2 separate regions of the Homo sapiens genome follow, and region 2 is linked to region 1. The links are chromatin contacts, found by Hi-C or POLR2A ChIA-PET in ENCODE. All regions are on one chromosome and are shown on one strand. Each heading gives the region's core, a stretch centred on a gene start or an enhancer-like site at or near the end of the contact. The rest is flanking DNA. Distances are from core to core; before and after follow the strand shown. Region 1 holds the start of ATP8B1-AS1 (ATP8B1 antisense RNA 1). Region 2 has its middle 130 kb from the start of ZNF532.

The links. A loop is a pair of places that touch in the nucleus more often than their neighbours do. ChIA-PET counts read pairs that join two places held with the same protein, here RNA polymerase II (POLR2A). Pooled maps may share reads with other maps.
Region 2: a pooled map shows a loop between it and region 1 (2.8-fold over the local background). The contact joins the enhancer-like site here to the promoter of ATP8B1-AS1 in region 1. A Hi-C loop is called at or near these places in 1 of 50 pooled maps. POLR2A ChIA-PET finds 5 or more read pairs at or near these places in 2 of 52 experiments (MCF 10A and activated B cell).

What each region holds. Positions count from the first base shown.
Region 1 is chr18:57,627,913-57,634,631 of GRCh38, forward strand. It overlaps ATP8B1-AS1 (ATP8B1 antisense RNA 1), which reads left to right and starts at 2,419. Exons shown (of 3, transcript NR_164148.1): 1 at 2,419-2,606. RefSeq lists enhancers at 2,071-2,120, 2,167-2,667, 2,191-2,680, 4,958-5,806.
Region 2 is chr18:58,987,559-58,994,277 of GRCh38, forward strand. No RefSeq gene overlaps it. Among named protein-coding and RNA genes, the nearest start is that of ZNF532, 130 kb to the left of the region's middle. Within about 2 kb of position 3,998, at least 9 of the 41 ENCODE cell types and tissues checked have a DNase peak (open chromatin) inside an H3K27ac peak, as active enhancers do.

The DNA.
Region 1 (6,719 bases), core at 1,169-3,668:
CCTGACGACATGTGCCCAAGGTAGTCGGGCACAGCTTGCTTGTATACATTTTAGGGAGACACGAGACATCAATCAGTAGAAGAATTACATTGGTTAGGTCTGGGAAGGCAGGACAATTTGAAGCAAAGGCAGGAAGACTTGAAGCAGGGAGGGGGTTTCCAGGTCACAGATAAGTGAGACACAAATGGTTGCATTCTTTTGAGTTTCTGATTAGGCTTTCCAAAGGAGGCAAATAAGATGTGCATCTCTCTCAGTGAGCAGAGGGATAACTTTGAATAGAATGAGAGGCAGGTTTGTCTTAAGCAGTTTCCAGCTTGAGTTTTCCTTCGTAAAAAGGAAAATATTTTGGGGGTCCAAGATATTTTCCTTTCACACTCCCTTCTCCCATACAGAAGGAATATACTTCCCTGCTTCATTTCTGCTGGGCTTAGCCATGTGCATTTACTTTGGCCATAGGATATTGGCAGGTGTGATGCAAGCAAAGGTTTACAATGTGTTTGTGCAGTTGGACTTGTGTTCTTGCTTCTGCCATTGTTAGAGAAGCCGAGGCCTAGGAGGGCCAGAGTGACACCATTTTAAGTTGAGCTCCATCTTGAGACTCCTTGCCAGTCACAACCCATGGTCATAAGATGTTTACAGTTGAGAAAACAGCCTAAAGATACCTGCAAGGACACAATCCTGTAACAACAGAAAGACCAGATGTCCCAATACCCGTAATATATGCTTTCAAGATAATTATAGTTATGCTTTAATGTACTTATACACTAAAATGTCAAGGAGAGTTTTCTTTAAATCAATAAAATAATAAATTTTGTCATGCTGTCAGACCACATGCACAAAGACACAGCTTAGTTTAGCCTTTACATAGACAAAACCCCTATATATCAAATTTTTTTTTTTTTCAGACAGAGTCTCGCTCTGTCTCCCAGGCTGGAGTGCAGTGGCGCAATCTCGGCTCACTGCAAGCTCCACCTCCCGGGTTCACCCATTCTCCTGCCTCAGCCTCCCAAGTAGCTGGGACTACAGGCGCCCACCACCACAGCCGGCTAATTTTTTGTATTTTTAGTAAAGATGGGGGTTTCACCGTGTTAGCTAGGATGGTCTCGATCTCCTGACCTTGTGATCTGCCCACCTCGGCTTCCCAAAGTGCTGGGATTAGGCGTGAGCCACCGCGCCCGGCCTATATATGAAAAATTTAAAATGGCCAGGCGCAGTGGCCCAGCACTTTGGGAGGCGAGGCGGGTGGATCATCCTGAGGTCAGGAGTTTGAGACCAGCCTGGCCAACATGCGAAGCCCTGTCTCTACTAAAACTACAAAAATTCACCAGGCGTGGTGGCGGGCGCCTGTAATCCCAGCTACTCAGGAGGCTGAGGCAGGAGAATTGCTTGAACCCAGGAGGCAGAGGTTGCAGTGAACCGAGATTGTGCCATTGCACTCCAGCCTGGGCAATAGAGCAAGAGTCCATCTCAAAAAAAAAAAAAAAAGAAAAAGCTAAAACAAAGACGGGGCATTCCTTTGCTTGCTTCCTAAGGACGCCCTACTCTGTAATGGAGGCGCTTTCAATAAACTCTCACCGTACCCTGCAACTTGTCTTGAATTCCTTCCTGCGTGTAATTCAGGAGGCCTCTCTTGGGGTCTGGATCAAGACCGCTTTTTCTGTGAACAACCACCATGAGAAGAACACGCCCTGACTGACCCACTGGTCCAGGGAAGCTGAGACATGGAGAAGACAGGGACCCAATCTTCAGCTTGGAGACACGTCCAGCTGAACTCAGCCCACATCAGTGACCTGCAGATGCATAAGTGAGAATAAACGATTGTTGGGTTACGCCTCTGAGTTTGGGAGGCATTTTGTTACACCTCTTTAGTGTGGCAATAGTAGACTAATAATACATGCTCTATTATGCAGAAGTGTGTGGCTTAAAATAATAGTTGAATGACCAGGTGCGGTGGCTCAGGCCTGTAATCTCAACATTTTGGGAGGCCATGGTGGGAGGATCACATGAGGCCAGGAGTTCAAGACCAGCCCGGGCAACATAGTGGGACCCCCGTCTCCATAAAATTTTTAAAAAATTAGCCTGGCGTGGTGGGCGCACGCCTGTAGTCCCAGCTACTCGGGACGGCCAGAATGAACGGCATTATCGTCTGTCTCTTCATTCTGATTCTGGCCAGCAAGGGGTGGCCTCCCCCTGCGGTCCTTGCTGTTAGGTCCCTGCGCCCCCTCAGCTTTGCGCTGAAGGTCGCTTTACCGGACCCCACTTCGCCCTACCAGGCGCAGGATGAGCGTCTCTGTTCTTTTAATGTGGCGTCCCCCACAGGCCACCGTACCAGGCCGCCGGTCCGGGGTTAGGGCACTTGACGCCGGCGCCGCCATGTTGTCTCCGGGCCACTTCCGCGTTTCTGGCGCGTGGTCTTGCATTTCCTACTTGGTCCTGTTCGTGGCGCCGCGCCTCCGGGTGTTGGGGAGTCCGGGATGATGGGGAATCCGGGGCTCGCCCTAGTCGCGGGGACACCGCCTTCCAGGAGCTGTCCCCAGGCAAACTCACAGACATCTTCAAAGAGCCTTCTTGGACATTCTGCTTTTTGCTCCTCATAACAGGCTTCGGTAAGAGAACAGGCAAACATCACTGCGGGCGCCTCTAGGGCTCGTTTCCCTGTCCCAGTACCGGGAATCGGGGAGGGGTCCAAGCAGAGTTCACTTAGTTAACAAATCAGTGAAGCAGTTGGAAAATCTCAGTTATATTTTAAATGAGATCGAGGGCGGTGACTCACGCCTGTAATCTCAGCACTTTGGGAGGCCGAAGCGGAGGTGGAGGGTCGCTTGAGGCCAGGAGTTCGAGACCAGCCTGGGCAACGTGGTGAGCCACCCCCGCCCCCGCCCCTCTATAAAAAATACAAGAATTAGCCGGGCTTATTGGCATGGGATTGTGGTCCCAGCTACTTAGGAGGCTGAGGTGGGAGGTCGCTTGAGCCATGGAGGTCGAGGCTGCACTGAGCTGTGATCACGCCACTGCACTCCAGCCTGAGGCTACGGAGAGAGACCCTGTCTCTAATTAATAAATAAATTATAGATAGATGATAGATAGATGCAATAAAAAATAAAATTGGCTTGTAAACGGCAAACTAAAAGTGGAAATTATCATTACAATGAAAATATTAATTTGAGGAACCGAAAACTTAACTTTCCTTTTCCTGTAGTTAAGTTTAAGCACTTAGATTTGCTTCAGTGATTCCCAGGCTTCATGATTGCAAGCTGCTTGCTTGTAAGCACCTTGTCTCTCACTAAAAAAAATTACAGTTATTTTAAAGTCCCGCTGGATGCTCATTCTTTAAGGAGGGTGAACAATGGTAACTCCTGTACCGTTAGAGCTCTGAATGAAGCCAGATACGTTCCATAGATCACAGAACTCATTTTCTGGCTTGGTGAGCCTGGTCAAGTTTCTTAACCTTTCTGAGCCACAGATGTTTCAATTATAAAGTGATAATAACCCTTCACTGGGAAGGTTATTGTGAGGATAATATGAGATCAGCTATACCAAAATATGCCTAACATGTACTTGACATCCAGTAAGCTTTCTGAATTAGGATATAAATGGCATTAATGGTTAATCATTGTTATTCTTTTGTTCCATGATATGCATGAATAACAACTTGAAGCCTTCAAACTGCTGAGAGCTGCTTGGTGGACCTCGTCTCTCAATTTGCCCTTCCCACTAAACCTGTCTTCCCCCAACAGTGGGCTTTCTGGTCAGCATTTCAGAATGTCTCAAACCGTAGGTCCTTCCCACAGCCCCAAATCTCAGCAAATGACCAGTCTCTTGCTTCAAGCTATTAAATGGATGCTGTCTGACAGCCCTCCCTTGAAACCTGCAAACTCTCGTGCTTTGGCATCCATCCTTTCCCTCTAGTGCAATGCAAGTCACATCCTCCCTCTGGCTAACCTCTCCACCCATCTTCTGGATTCCCCACACCTCTCCAATCTAATCTTCACACTCCAGCCAGGGCGAACACTTACAAATATAAACACAGTCATTTCATTCTCTATCTAGCAACTTTCCATGGACTTCCTTTTGCTCTCAGGGTTCACCTCAACATCCTTACAGGCTTTCCAGGCTGTGTATGCTCTGGCTTACCACTGCTTCTTATTTTTTTTTTTATTATTTATTTATTTATTTATTTATTGATTGATCATTCTTGGGTGTTTCTCGCAGAGGGGGATTTGGCAGGGTCACAGGACAATAGTGGAGGGAAGGTCAGCAGATAAACAAGTGAACAAAGGTCTCTGGTTTTCCTAGGCAGAGGACCCTGCGGCCTTCCGCAGTGTTTGTGTCCCTGGGTACTTGAGATTAGGGAGTGGTGATGACTCTTAACGAGCATGCTGCCTTCAAGCGTCTGTTTAACAAAGCACATCTTGCACCGCCCTTAATCCATTTAACCCTGAGTGGACACAGCACATGTTTCAGGAGAGCACAGGGTTGGGGGTAAGGTCACAGATCAACAGGATCCCAAGGCAGAAGAATTTTTCTTAGTACAGAACAAAATGAAAAGTCTCCCATGTCTACCTCTTTCTACACAGACACGGCAACCATCCGATTTCTCAATCTTTTCCCCACCTTTCCCCCCTTTCTATTCCACAAAACCGCCATTGTCATCATGGCCCGTTCTCAATGAGCTGTTGGGTACACCTCCCAGACGGGGTGGTGGCCGGGCAGAGGGGCTCCTCACTTCCCATAGGGGCGGCCGGGCAGAGGCGCCCCTCACCTCCCAGACAGGGCGGCTGGCCGGGCGGAGGGCTGACCCCCCCACCTCCCTCCCGGACGGGGCGGCTGGCCGGGCAGAGGGGCTCCTCACTTCCCAGTAGGGGCGGCTGGGCAGAGGCGCCCCTCACCTCCCGGACGGGGTGGCTGGCCGGGCAGGGGGCTGACCCCCCCACCTCTCTCCCGGACGGGGCGGCTGGCCGGGCGGGGGGCTGACCCCCCCACCTCCCTCCCGGACGGGGCGGCTGGCCGGGCAGAGGAGCTCCTCACTTTCCAGTAGGGGCGGCCGGGCAGAGGCGCCCCTCACCTCCCGGATGGGGTGGCTGGCCGGGCAGGGGGCTGACCCCCCCACCTCCCTCCTGGACGGGGTGGCTGCCGGGCGGAGACGCTCCTCACTTCCCAGACGGGGTGGCTGCCGGGCGGAGGGGCTCCTCACTTCCCAGACGGGGTGGCTGCCCGGCGGAGGGGCTCCTCACTTCTCAGACGGGGCAGCTGCTGGGCAGAGGGGCTCCTCACTTCTCAGACAGGGCGGTTGCCAGGCAGAGGGTCTCCTCACTTCTCAGACGGGGCGGCCGGGCAGAGATGCTCCTCACATCCCGGACGGGGCGACAGGGCAGAGGCGCTCCCCACATCTCAGACGATGGGCGGCCGGGCAGAGACGCTCCTCACTTCCTAGATGGGATGGCAGCCGGGCAGAGACGCTCCTCACTTTCCAGACTGGGCAGCCAGGCAGAGGGGCTCCTCACATCCCAGACGATGGGCGGCCAGGCAGAGACGCTCCTCGCTTCCCAGACGGGGTGGCGGCCGGGCAGAGGCTGCAATCTCGGCACTTTGGGAGGCCAAGGCAGGCTGCTGGGAGGTGGAGGTTGTAGCGAGCCGAGATCACGCCACTGCACTCCAGCCTGGGCACCATTGAGCACTGAGTGAAGGAGACTCCGTCTGCAATCCCGGCACCTCGGGAGGCCGAGGCTGGCGGATCACTCGCGGTCAGGAGCTGGAGACCAGCCCGGCCAACACAGCGAAACCCCGTCTCCACCCAAAAAATACGAAAACCAGTCAGGCGTGGCGGCGCGCGCCTGCAATTGCAGGCACTCGGCAGGCTGAGGCAGGAGAATCAGGCAGGGAGGTTGCAGTGAGCCGAGATAGCAGCAGTACAGTCCAGCTTCGGCTCGGCATCAGAGGGAGACCGTGGAAAGAGGGGAGAGGGAGAGAGAGGGAGAGGGAGAGGGAGAGCTGCTTCTTATTTTTATTTATTTTATTTATTTATTATTATTATTTTTTTGAGACGGAGTTTTGCTCTTGTTGCCCAGGCTGGAGTGCAATGGAGCGATCTCAGCTCACCGCAACCTCCGCCTCCTAGCTTCAAGTGATTCTCCTGCCTCAGTCTCCCAAGTAGCTGGGACTACAGGCATGCGCCACCGTGCCCAGCTTATTTTGTATTTTTAGTAGAGACGGGGCTTCTCCATGTTGGTCAGGCTGGTCTTGAACTCTCGACCTCAGGTGATCTGCCTGCCTCGGCTTCCCAAAGTGCTGGGATTACAGGCGTGAACCACCACGCCCGACTATTTTTTATTTGTTCTTTTGAGACAGGGGTGATCCTCCCACCTCAGCCTCAAAAGTAGCTGGGACTTCAGGCACACACCATCACACCTGGCTAATTTTTTTTTTTTTTTTTTTTTGTAGAGACGGGGTTTGGGGGTTTTGCCTTGTTGCCCAGGTTGGTCTCGAACTCCTGGGCTCAAGGGATATGCCCACCTTAACCTCTCAAAGTGTTAGGATTACAGGTGTGAGCCACTGCGCCCAGCCCTATTGCTTTTTAAAGGTACAATTAACTTTAGCCCAGGCTAGCTTTTTCACTGAATTGATCTGGGTACGATGTGGGGTTTGGGATAGCTGTTCAGAAAGGTGAAGACAGAGTCAAAGAGAGAAAAACATTTTCTCTATAGAGGTGGGGAAACTTT
Region 2 (6,719 bases), core at 2,748-5,247, 1.4 Mb after region 1:
AGGTCGGGTTATGCTGTGGTTATGACCTTAAGCCTAAATAGCTTATCACAAGACATTTCTTGTTCACATTCAGTGTCCACTGTGGGTTGGCTGGAGGCATGGCTCCGTATCTCCTTGTCCCATTACCCCACTATCAAAAAGTTGCCAGTTGCTGTGGCAGAGGGAAAATGCAATGAAATGCTGAGGCCCAGAAGTGACAGATGCCACTTCTCACAAGTCACTGGCCAAAACCAGTCATACGGAGCCACCTAGTCACAAGGAGGCTGGGAAGTGCAATCCTCCCACGTGCCCAGGAGGCTGAAAATATTTGGACATCACAGGAATAACGTTTAAATTGGCATAGCTATGGTGCCAACACAGTAGGAACACTTGACCTAGGGTGGTGGGAGTAGGCTTGGAAAGAGGCTTCGGTTGTAAGTAGCATTTCAGAAACAGTTTCCAGAGGGTTTCTTAATGTGGAATACAGAGAAAGTCTGATCTGAAAGTTCAAGCTTATGTGATTCCTTACATTTTTTCTCAAGGTTTAGGTTACTTAAAAATATGGAAGTAGGCCGGGAATGGTGGCTCACACCTATAATCCCAGCACTTTGGGAGGCCAAGGCAGGTGGATCACCTGAGATCAGGAGTTCGAGACCAGCCTGCCCAACATGGTGAAATCCTGTCTCTACTGAAAATGCAAATGAGCCAGGCATGGTGGCACCCACCTCTAGTCCCAGCTACTCAGGAGGCTTAAACCCAGGAGGCAGAGGTTGCAGTGAGCTGAGATGGTGCCACTGCACTTCAGCCTGGATGACAGAGCAAGGCTCTATCTCCAAAAAAGAAAATTTTATATATATATAATATATAGTACATATATATATAATACATATGTAATATATAATACATATATAAAATATATAATACATACATAAAATATATAATACATATATAATACATACTTTATATATATGTAAAAATTAAGAGTTGATTACCAGGAAGATGATCTTAAGTTTCAGGTATACATACAAATTATGCTTTTGTTTTTATGTGTTTGGGTGATATATCAATAGCTGAGTAACAAATGCATACAAAAGAATGCCAGCAAAACGTTACTTGCAAAATGAGAAAAAGGAAAATGTAGGCTTACACTGCATGGCAAAGACCACTTCCTTCCTCCCAAGCACGTTTTCTGCAAATTCCTTACTCCTACCACAGCAAGTAGTCCAAAGAACAGCTGTTCTACCCTGAAGCTCTGGTGGGCATGCCTCACCAGTGTCAGCAGGCTAGTGAGTTTCCATCCTAGGATCTTTGACCAACAGTGAAATTTCCTCTTGAAATTTTTGGGCAGCCAAGAAATTTATAAAATATGACTCAGAGGAACCCTTCATCTATCCCAAAGGATAGTCTGAAAATAAAAAGTAATGTGCCAAATGTAGGATGCTATTTGTGCAATTTACACACACACGCATGCACACACACGCACACACACACGCTTTGCAAATATCAGATGCTGTAAGGATTCCAGATTGTAGCTCTTAATTTTAACATACATCTTCTAAACAAAGAACCTACCCTTAATTACCTTAAAAACTTGGCTCCTACTCAAGAGGTGTAACTCACTCTGCTTAAATGCATCCTTGAAACTTCTTGTTTTCTTTGACAATTTTTGTTTTTCTTTTCTCAGTTATGAATCTCACACCCTTACCGAGTTAGCTGTAAGCCTTTGGAATATGACAATGTGAATGTCTTTCTTTATAAAGATCATGATAACCAGAAAACAATCTATAGTAGATGCACAGAACATAAATAGAAAGGATTATTCATAACATCCCACTACAGCAGTCAAACCACAAACCATCCAGCAAGACAGGGAGAAACAAAATACATCCCCAACAACCAGAAAACAAATTACAAAATGGCAGTAATAAGTTCTCACCTGTCAGTAGTTACTTTGAATGTAAATGGGTTAAATTTTCTAATATGAGGACAGAGTGGCTGAATGGATTAAAAAAAAGACCTAAGTACCCGACTGTATGCTGCCTACAAGAGACTCAACTCTCTTAAGGATGCACATAGACTGAAAATGAAGGAATGAGAAGATACTGTATGCAAATGGAACCAGAAGAGAGCAGAGGGTAGCTATACCTACATCAGACAAAGCAACTTTAAGTCAGAAGCAATAAAAGAGACAAAGGACATTATATAACAATGAAAGGGTCAATTCATCAAGAGGATACAATAATTATAAATGTATCCAACATTGAATGAAGCACCTAAATATATAAAGCAAATATTAATAGATCTGAAGGGAGATAGAAACTATAATACAATAATAGTAGGGGACATCAATACCCCACTTTCAATAATGGATTACCATCCAGACAGAAAATTAATAAGGAAACATTGGACTTGAACTACACTTTATGACCTGACAGACATATACAGAACATCCCATCCAACAGCAACAGGATACACATTTTTCTCAAGTACACACAGAACTTTCTCCAGGATGGATCATATGTTTGGCTGCAATACAAATCTAAACAAATTTCAGGGGATCAAAATTACCTTAAGTATCTTTTCTGACCACAATGGTGTGAAACTTGAAATCAGTAACAGGAGAAATCTTGGAAAATTCACAAATAAGTAGAAATTAAACAACATGGGTCAAAGAAGAAATAAAAAAGAAAATCAAAAAAATCTTGAGACAAATAGCAACTATGTACCAAACACCTATGGGATGCAGCAGAAGCCATTCCAAGAGGGAAATTTATAGCAAGAAATGCCCATATTTCTGTGAAAAGTCTCTCTTCATGCTACTAGAAGTTTCTGGAGTAGCCAGTTGTCATTCTATAGTCACTGTTACCCCCAATCAACCCATTCTGAACAGCCCAGCCTCAGTTCACATGGTTTGAGTATAAGGCTGAATTTGAGACTAGGCTACTCTCAGTCTTTTCAGAGTATTTTCTTTTCACATCCATTTTTTCTTCACAGTCCCAATGGATTTTGAATGTTTTAGTAACGATTCAATACATTGGATAAAACTTTAATGATCTTAGCCTACATTTTTCTAGGCATTTGCTCATTTATATTTGCTGCCTTCTTTGGAAATCTAGATTTGGGGGTACCCTAGATCCTGTTTCAATTAAGGTCCCAGCAGAATGCAGTGCAGCACACTGCAAAAGGTTTAACTTTCAAGAAATTAAGGAAGGGACTATACACAGAGCTGTGTGCTGGAACAAGGCCTGAGAAGCCTGAGTAGGGGTGGAAGCTGGAGCTGTGGGAAAAGGGCACTCAGGAAGAGCCACTGCCAGAGCCACAGTGAAGCCAGGAAGGTGTGGGGAGCGGAATCACCAGGAGGCCCTCTCATCACACTCAAAGATTTCCTGCCCGCACCTCCCACCTGCCAAAGCTAAATACAAGCTAGATGACAAGGCAGCCACAGTAATAGTCTATAGATGTCCGTGTGTTGGGCACAAAACAGGACAAAGAAGGGTGGATGAAGGATCTGGGTTTCCGAGTGGGAGGTTATAATGATCACTGACACGTGGCATGCACTTTCAGGAGTGCGTGTTCTATGCCTGTTTTGTCAACATGCATTTTGTCCCCTACAGGCAGGCTCTCCAATGGAATACGGTACTTCAGATTCTACATTTACCCTTTCTAATTACCTTGCCAGGTTTCTCCTGGAATTATACCTTTTCCCTAGTGGTTATTTTTATGCAAGGAAACAGAATCACATTTCCCAGAAGATATTCCTTACCAGTTTCTAAATTCAATTTATGAGGTTAGTTCTGACTCATCACGTAGCGCTATTTATAATGTTTCCCAGTATTTAAGGGAACTGATTATTAAATTTGCTGTGCTATTTTATTGCAAGCTGCTTTATCCTTGAGCTTTTCTTATAGTTAGAACTGTACATTACATGACCATGGCAGATCTATTTGCAAATACAATCCTTGGCAAGACCATGTTTTCACCCGGGGGAGTTCTATAATTAGAGTCCACCATAGCACACCTCCAAGTCCAACTCAGTTCCAGAAAGTGTGGGTTTCGCCCCTGAGTCCATGAGTCATTTCCTGACCTTCAGGTCATGTCATGCTTAATTGGATTGGTTATTTTTGGAGAACAAATGCTATTTGTTTTTTAAAAAAGAACAAGGTAGGCACAGGTCCGCTGATCAGAGAGGATGGTGTGATGTTGACAAGAGTTAACGGGAAGTAGAGCAACATCTTCCACCCTTTCCAAGGTGGAAACAGATGCATCTGTAAGCAGGAGTAATGAATGTCTCTACTTTGCCAGTTCAGCACCTGAACTTCCCTTTCCAGTGTTGGGGGTACCTGCCATTGTATGAATCTTGGCAAGAGATAGATCTTACCTCCCACTGCAGAATCCAGAAGGTCACTCACCCTGACTCCCAGCAGCCTAACTTCAGGCACGGGATGACCAAAACTATGCTCCTGCTCGACTCTTCAGTAGGTGATACAAAGGAGCGGGCCAGTTCAACACCATTTGTCTGGTGGCGTGATGGCAGCATAGTGGCAATGGCCGTGGTGACTCTGAATTGAGAGTAGACTTGTGAACTGTTTGTCAAGGTGAGGGAAGTCAGTTTGTCTTTAAGGAACTACTGAATGTCTTGGACACAAGCAGTGCCAACATCATGGGGAGAACCTAAAGTTTAGACTCTTGGTTCCCTCTGAATAAGACACCAGCTAAACAACATGCCAGTCTCTGTTGTTTCAGAAGAGACCAAAATAAATGGAAGCGAGTGCCTTTCAATTGCTATAAGACCAGCCCCGGAAGACCTCCCTGCTCCCGTCACCATATCTAACCTCACCTCCTATCACTTCCCCCTACTCCCATGTCACTCCTTTTCGTTCCTATCCACGATTCATATTCCTGTTACAGGACCTTGGCACATGCTCTTCCTTCTCGTGGAATGCTCTTTCCCCAGTTCTCATGAGGGTTTTTCACATGTTTCACATCCGGTCCATGCAGAAGTCCCCCGCCTGGAGAGCCTTCCCCAATTCCCTTACTGAAATGTGCCCACCCCACTGAGCACACACCTGCTTTGCCACTCTCCATCTCCGCTTCCCATTATTTTTCTCCCTGGCACTTATCACTGCCTGACATGATATGCTTATGTGCTAAGTGTCTGCCATCCCCTGGAAGAATGTTCTAAGATTTTCCATGAACTCTCTGCTTGCTTTCTAATCTGAAACTGCCATTTCCTCTCATTGCAAGAGGCATTCTTCCTTTTGCGGCCTGAGAGCAGTGGGTATTAGTTATATTTTCCCCTTTGATCCTTATTCTGGACAGTCAAAACTGATCCTTGTTTTCTCAAACCCATTGCCAAGTGATGGGAGCCCGAATGCCCTTTCCTTTTTAATAGTTACTTGAATAAAGTGACCGTGTCATAAATAATAGCACCAGCCGGTTGATTGCTGCTGCTTCCGGAAACGTTAGAGGCCTGCTTTCAGGAAACGAAGGCATTATTTATTTTCATGTCCTATTTTTATGCCCAGCAAACTGCTTGCAAAAAACAAAAAACAAAAAACAAAACAGGTACCTAAAATATTTTTGTAAAATGACTGAGCTTCCTTGAGCCTTGATTAGTCATAATTTTTTTTTTCTTAGGGGTTGGGACAAACAGAAGGATCTTGAGCTATTAATTACCCAGAAGTAAGATCCTCTTTTTCTTTTTTATTTAGGTAGTATTTTTAAACCATCGTAAGTGGTTTTTATTCCTAATGATTAAAATGTGGAGGTGGGTTCTGCTCATTATATTTTTTCTCCACTTGAAAAAAGATGAAGTATTTAATGCTGAATTCTAAAAGCAATGTCATTCTTACTTTCAGTGACTACATGACATCAGCAACTAACCCGGGAATAAATCCAAGTTTCAGAGATTTTTCTGTTTAATCATTCATACAGACTTCCCTTGGTATTGGCAGTGGAAAAGTTCCAGAACCACTTCCTGTGGATACCAAAATCCACTGATATTCCTGGATATAAAATGGTCTAGTATTTGCATATAATCTACATTCCCCTCTATACTTTAAATCATCTCTACAGTACGTACAACACCTAATACGATATAAGAACTTGTTACACTATATTGTTTTATTTGTATTTTTAAAAGTTGTTTTTTTTTTTCCCCTCTGAATCTTCTTTCCACCATTGATTCAAACTGTGGATTTGAAACCAGCAGACTGCATTCAAATTATCTAAACCTCTAGTTTTTTCAATCCCCTCTCTCACCCTTTTCTAAGGTAGAAAGATGGTTAAGCAAAACAAAACCCAAAAAGCAACTTGGCAGTGGGAGCTCTAATGCTAACAAACATTTATTTAGGACTCGGGATTCTATAAATGTTTCTGTATCATGAGCTTTAAGTTCATACTACAATGCAACTGTGTGAAGTAGGCTGAGTTCATAATTTTACAGATAGGGAAATTGAACCTGCTTCTGTAAGAGCCAGGACTTAAACCCTGGTTTCTGGCACCAAATTCGGTTTCCTTCTTCCTACAAGTTGTTGATTTATCTACATATTCCAAGTTGGATGCTTTCATTTTTACATGGAAATTTCATTGTCTACTTCAATTAGACAACACTTTCAGAGGTGTTTAATAATAACCAACACATTAATGGTAAAAAAAAAAAATCCTTTTTGTATTTTTGTTTGTTTTTTGTAGAGATGGGGTTTCGCCATGTTGCCCAGGCTGGTCTTGAACTCCTGAGC